Linked DNA regions of Homo sapiens: region 2 is linked to region 1. The links are chromatin contacts, found by Hi-C or POLR2A ChIA-PET in ENCODE. All regions are on one chromosome and are shown on one strand. Each heading gives the region's core, a stretch centred on a gene start or an enhancer-like site at or near the end of the contact. The rest is flanking DNA. Distances are from core to core; before and after follow the strand shown.

Region 1 (3,041 bases), core at 140-2,639:
TAAAATATCATTACCCAGAGCTTTCATTCTGAAGCACTTCCCATATATTATTTTAGGTGTCTGTGCCAGCCCATAAGTGTGCATAAATGGCAGTTTCTAGTGCACACCGTGGTTTTTAGATTGCAGTTTTTGAGTTGATTCCAAGAATTTTACTCTTAAGAAGCCCAAATAGCACTGCAGACAAATGTATTTTTTGAAATAGTAGAAAAACTAACAGTTCAGAATTTTTGGACTAAGTAGCTGATAGAGAACAGGTTGGTAACAGGAGACTGGTGTAGACTCATAGACTCATACCCTTCTTGCTGAGCCATCCTCACCCTGTGGCTTGGCCTAATTGATTTTCTAGGATCTTTAACCACGTCTAGGCTGCGGATACACCTTGCATGGTGGCATGACTACATTGATGGAGTTAGAGCTGAGATCCACATTCCTATTTCTCATTTCCTGTCCAGCTGCCTTTGATGGATTTTCCTTAATCACCTGGACCCTCACAGCTCTGCCACTTTCCTTGCTAGTTCGGATTAGTTTGATGTTTATGTGTCTGTAATAATGGAAACAATAAAAACCACCAACCTCCCTGCTATTCTTCAGGTGCTTTACATACACATTATCATTTAACGTGCAGTTTAGTGCTGTGCTTACAGCATGGACTTTGGAACTAGACCACTTTGTTTCCAATCCTGGCCCTACCACTCATCAGCTTGTGTGACCGTGGGCACATTCATTAACATCTCTAGGACTCAGCCCTTCCATCTCCCTCTCCCACAAGCCCTGCTCTGGACACCAGACTCCCCACCACAGGGAGCCTCCTGAGATACAGATCACTGTTACTAGGGGAGGACAACCTTATGCTTCCGTCCACAGTATCACATTTCTGATGACGACTAACTATCACCCAGAACAGATCCAGTGAAATGGCAATTTAAAAAGTACTTCTTTATAAAGTTGCTGCGAGGATCATATGTTTAGAAGGGTCCCGGTAACGTAGCCAATGCCACATAGGTGTATGACCTCTTCCCTATCTTTTGAGGTAGGTGTGAGACTACGGTGCTCAGAAAAGTGGAACGACTTTGGGCAACTTGGGAACAACTTGCCCAAAGTCACACACTTGATCAGAGGCAGAGGTAGGATATGGAACCGGATCAAGTCCAACCGTGGACTTTCCACCCTGCTGCGCCGTCTCAAGTTTGTCCCTGATTGGTTCTGAATCCCTGGCGCCCATTCTCATCCCGCCCATCCGAAGATAAAACAATCTTCCTCCCGCGCCCCGCTGCTTCCCGGGAGCTCCCAGGAACTCTAGAGAAAACAGGAAAACTGAAAAGTGCGCTCTGCCTGCTGTGCCAGGCATGTCCCTCAGGGGGAGCCAACAAGGCTTTATTTCGTCCCGGCAGCTGGCCCCTGGGCACGGCCCCCAGCCCGGCGTCCCAGTTCCAGCCGCGCTGCAGGGGCGCGAGGGTGCCCGGCTCGCAGGTGTCCGCGCGCACCGCAGGGCTGCCCGAGTGCGGCTGGCGGAATCCCTCCCCAGCTGGGGAGGAAGGCAGTTGTTTTCTTCCTGGTGGAACGTTCCACTTGAAACTGTTCCACAAGGGCTGTTCTCGCCTCCGACTCCGGGAGGAACTGTAATTAACACAGCAACAAACGCCCACGACGCTAACTGGCAAAGGGAGTGTAACACGAGCCGCTGCTACAACCGAACTGGGCCAATTGCTTTCCCTTCTTGCCTCCCATTTGGTCTGTTTTGGTTCCGCAGTCATCCAACTGTAGCGTTTCTTAAAACATGTCAGTGGCTGGTGTTTGTGTTTTGGGTTGAACAGTTTCACACACGTCGCTGGAGCCCGTGCTCGACCAGCTGCTGTGCTGGGGATTTGCTTTCTGCGGCTTTGGGAGTGTCAGGTAGCAAAACGAAGAGAGTAGTCGACTAGAACGGTGGCGGGGAGGAGGAGGAGGGATTGTCTGCAGTGGAGTCGGGAGCCTCCTCCGGACCAGGACAGGTAAAACCGGTCTGCCAGGTCTCAGGGGGAGCGGGTGGAGACGTCCCACCTCACCTGGCTGCGCTCCGACTCAGGCTCAGCCGGCAGGTTCTGGGGCAATGGGGGAAGGGAGAGGGGCCGGGCCCTTGTGGGTCCCGCACGCACACAGTACTCAGGGGCCAGCCAGGTGCCATCCCAGGTGGCCCAGCTTGGGGTGGGCAGCCAGGGTTGGGGCAGGGGTGCGTCCTGAGTTCTTTACCTTTGAAAGGTCTGATTTCCAATGCTGCCCTTACACATACCCTTGCTCCTGCCGAGTTTAGTCCGTGGCTTCACTGGGGAACTTGTTACATGGAGATTCACGGGCCCTGCCGGAGACCCAGTGAGGCAGAATCTGCCCTTTAACAAGATCCTCAGGTGATCTGCAGACACGTTAAAGTTTAGGAAGCACTGACTGCCTTATGACATATTATACTTTCTTCTAACGTCTTTCTATCAATTTCCCATCGTGTCAACACACTACCTTAGAAAATTGCAGAACAGGCAGTGGCTTTTAGAGAACTGTAACTGCTCTCAGCTAAATGTCTGCCCCGTTTGATGCTTAGTAGTAGCTCTCTGCTAATTACTGCTAAGGGGTAGAGTGGGGAGAGGCACAGCCAGCAGGACTATACAGTCCAACCCAGGAAAGCTCAGAGACTAGATGGGGAACCCAAATCCAAACAAGAAGAATGATGTAACTCTACAAGGTAAGAATATACAAGGCAGAAATGACTATCATAGAAGCAACGTAAACAGTATGTGCTGCATGTTTAGTAAATTCACTGTATTAAGTATCTACTACCAATTTTTTATGTATTCTCTCTCTATACAGATTCATACATATACATATATGTCTATAAGTATATAGAGACAGAATATATATTCTGACACAGTAGGGATCAATATTTATTGAATCAATAGCTACAGCCCATTACAACGCATTCTCCTGGAAAGAATTTTGTGTTTTAGACCAAACCAGCATATATCTGTTCCAAAATTAAAATGTATTACCAATAACCAAGAGTCCATTTCACA
Region 2 (3,082 bases), core at 4-2,503, 630 kb after region 1:
TGGCTAACACGGTGTAAACCCTGCCTCTACTAAAAATAGAAAAAATTAGCTGGGCGTGGTGGCGGGTGCCTGTAGTCTCAAATACTAAATAGCCGGGCATGGTGGCGCACACCTGTAGTCCCAGCTGCTCGGGAGGCTGAGGCAAGAGAATCGCTTGAACCTGGGAGGCAGAGGTTGCAGTCAGCTGAGATCACGCCACTGCACTCCAGCCAAGGCAACAGAGGGAGACTCAGTCAACAACAACAACAACAACAACAAAAAGGCAGAGCGCGGTGGCACGGGGCCTGTAATCCCAGCACTTTGGGAGGCCAAGGTGGGCAGATCACCTGAGGTCAGGAGTTCAAGACCAGCCTGGCCAACATAGCAAAACCCCGTCTCTACTAAATACACAAAAATTAGCCGGGTGTGGTGGCAGGCGCCTGTAATCCCAGCTACTCAGGACACTGAGGCAAGAGAAGAGCTTGAACCTGGGTGGCAGAGGTTGCAGTGAGCCGAGATCACGCCATTGCACTCCAGCCTGGGCAACAGAGTGAGACTCTGCCTCAAAAAAAAAAAAAAAAAAAAAAAAAGCAAAGGGTGTCGCCTGTAATCCCAGCACTTTGGGAGGCCGAGGCAGGCGGATCACTTGAGGCCAGGAGTTCGAAACCAGCCTGGCCAACATGGCAAAACGTCGTGTCTACTAAAAATACAAAAAATTAGCTGCGCGTGGTGGTGGACGCCTGTAATCCCAGCTACTTGGGAGGCTGAGACAGGAGAATCGCTTGAACCCGGGAGGCGGAGGTTGCAGTGAGCCGAGATCACGCCATTGCACTCCAGCCTGGGCGACAGAGGCTCCGTCTCAAAACAAAAACAAAAACAAAAAAAAAACAAACCAAAACAAAAAACCAAAAATTAGCCGGCACCTGTAATCCCAGCTACTCGGGAGGCTGAGGCAGGAGAATCGCTTGATCCCGGGAGGCAGAGGTTGCAGTCAGCTGAGATTACGCCACTGTACTGCAGCCTGGGCGACAGAGGCTCTGGCTTAAAAAAAAAAAAAAAAAAAGGGAAAGGATGTTATAGAAACTCCAGATACTACTTCTCCCCTCCAGTGGTCTGAGTTGCGCGGCGCTTTCCCGCCTGTCCGGTAGGGCGGTGCCGCGCAGAAAGCCGCGGTCCCTCTGCGGAAGGCGCCGCTCTTGGCTTCGGCGGCGCCGCTGTAGCTTGAAGGCGGTACTTCCTCCAGCATTTGCCGCAAGTTATTGGCAAGTTCCCCTGCAGTTGTTTGGGCTGTCCCTGTGGCTGGTTCTGGGGTGTGCGGCCAGCCATGGAGCGCTCTGGGCCCAGCGAAGGTGGGTTTCATGAGGCGAGTCCGGGCGGGGTGGGCCGTGTCGGGGGAGCTGGGGCGCCGCACTAACTAGGCCGCCTCTCTTTTCCTCTTGCTCCAGTGACAGGCTCAGACGCGTCGGGACCGGACCCGCAGCTTGCGGTCACCATGGGCTTCACGGGGTTCGGTGAGTGACTGCCCCAGGCAGAGACCCTCTTCCTTGTGCAGAGGTTTGAAGATCCGCAGAGTGGGAGTGGAGATCGAGCTGTCAACTCGGAATTATTGTAGCTCGGGTGCATACCTTGCAGTTTGTCAATATTCTTCTCCCATTTGTCTTCTATTCTGCGTTATCCGTTGGAACCAACTCAGATGACAGTTATGAGAGTCTGGAGAGAGAGGAAGAGAAAGGATTTTTCTAATTTTAAGTCACCAATAATGCTAAAATGAACATTTTTGTAAATAACAGCATTTGTACGAGGATTTTTAAAAATACGTAATTCGGTAGGGTAGATTTCTAAAAGAGAGTGTAGTTTATTCAGAAATATAAATACTTAAAAAGCTGAAAAATTGGGTATGTGCCTTTTAAAGCTTCTTGATGCTTATTGCCGTAATACCCATCAAAAAACTTGTTCCAGGTTATACCAAAGTTAACAGAATTAAGAATGCCATTTTTACCATATCCCTACCAACACAGAGTAGGTATTATTATTTAAAAAGAAAATTATTTAAAAAATGAAAACAAAACTTAGTAGACTGATACATGAAAAATGATTTCTCTTTATTTTCCATTTTAAAATTATAAATGCTGTTCATCCAAACATTGGGATTCTAACTTCCCTGAACCTTTTCTCAAGGTCTTCTTGTTTTCTTTTGACCAGCGTGTATTAATTCTATGATAGTAATTAAACAGTAGACTTACACATATTGGCCTTGGGTTGTGTTCACACATACTAGTTCTGTAGTTTCTCTATTCATTCTTTTTTTTTTTGGAGACGGAGTCTCGCTCAGTCGCCCAGGCTGGAGTGCGGTGGCAAGATCTCGGCTCACTGCAATCTCTGCCTCCCGGATTCACGCCATTCTCCGGTCTCAGCCTCCCGAGTAGCTGGGACTACAGGCGCCCGCCACCTCGCCCGGCTGATTTTTTTTTTGTATTTTTAGTAGAGACAGGGTTTCACCGTGTTAGCCAGGATGATCTCGATCTCCTGACCTCGTGATCCGCCCGTCTCGGCCTCCGAAAGTGCTGGGATTACAGGCGTGAGCCACTGTGCCCAGCCTTTTCTATTCTTTTTTTATTTTTTGAGATGGAGTCTCGCTCTGTCACCCAGGCTGGAGTGTACTAGTGCGATCTTCGCTCATTGCAGCCTCCTCCTCCCAGGCTTAAGCCATCCTCCCACCTTAGTCTCCTGAGTAGCTGGGACCACAGATGTGTGCCACCACACCTGGCTAATTTTTTATACTTTTGGTAGAGACGAGGTTTCACCATGTTGCCCAGGCTGATCAATCTCCTGAGCTCAAGCAGTCCGCCCACCTGAGCCTCTCAAAGTGATTACAGGCATGAGCCACCCCACCCGGTATAAATCCTTCATTTTAGTACATCATTCCTTTACTCAGGAGTGAGAAAGTTGTCCATATGTTTGTGCCAAATAGGGGAAAATTTTAAGAGTTTTGATAAAGTTACTGGGGGAGGAGGAGAATGTTTCCATGCTCATCCAGTTCCTTGTTAGAGGGCTGAGATTTCTGTTTCCCTCTTAGCTCCTTAAAGTACCTGCATTACTTCTC

What was found. Hi-C counts contacts between places; a loop is a spot of excess contacts on that map. ChIA-PET counts read pairs that join two places held with the same protein, here RNA polymerase II (POLR2A). Pooled maps may share reads with other maps.
Region 2: a loop to region 1 is called in a map of PC-9, with 3 times the contacts of the local background. The contact joins the promoter of WDR70 here to the enhancer-like site in region 1. A Hi-C loop is called at or near these places in 2 of 168 maps with a recorded cell type or tissue (PC-9 and naive thymus-derived CD4-positive, alpha-beta T cell) and 9 of 50 pooled maps. POLR2A ChIA-PET finds 5 or more read pairs at or near these places in 4 of 52 experiments (HEK293T, WTC11 and activated CD4-positive, alpha-beta T cell).

What each region holds. Positions count from the first base shown.
Region 1 is chr5:36,743,407-36,746,447 of GRCh38, forward strand. No RefSeq gene overlaps it. Among named protein-coding and RNA genes, the nearest start is that of SLC1A3-AS1, 20 kb to the left of the region's middle. RefSeq lists a silencer at 1,312-1,401. Within about 2 kb of position 1,390, at least 24 of the 41 ENCODE cell types and tissues checked have a DNase peak (open chromatin) inside an H3K27ac peak, as active enhancers do; they include PC-9, where a contact is called at or near this core.
Region 2 is chr5:37,378,065-37,381,146 of GRCh38, forward strand. It overlaps WDR70 (WD repeat domain 70), which reads left to right and starts at 1,254. Exons shown (of 18, transcript NM_018034.4): 1 at 1,254-1,328; 2 at 1,425-1,490. The coding sequence starts at 1,304.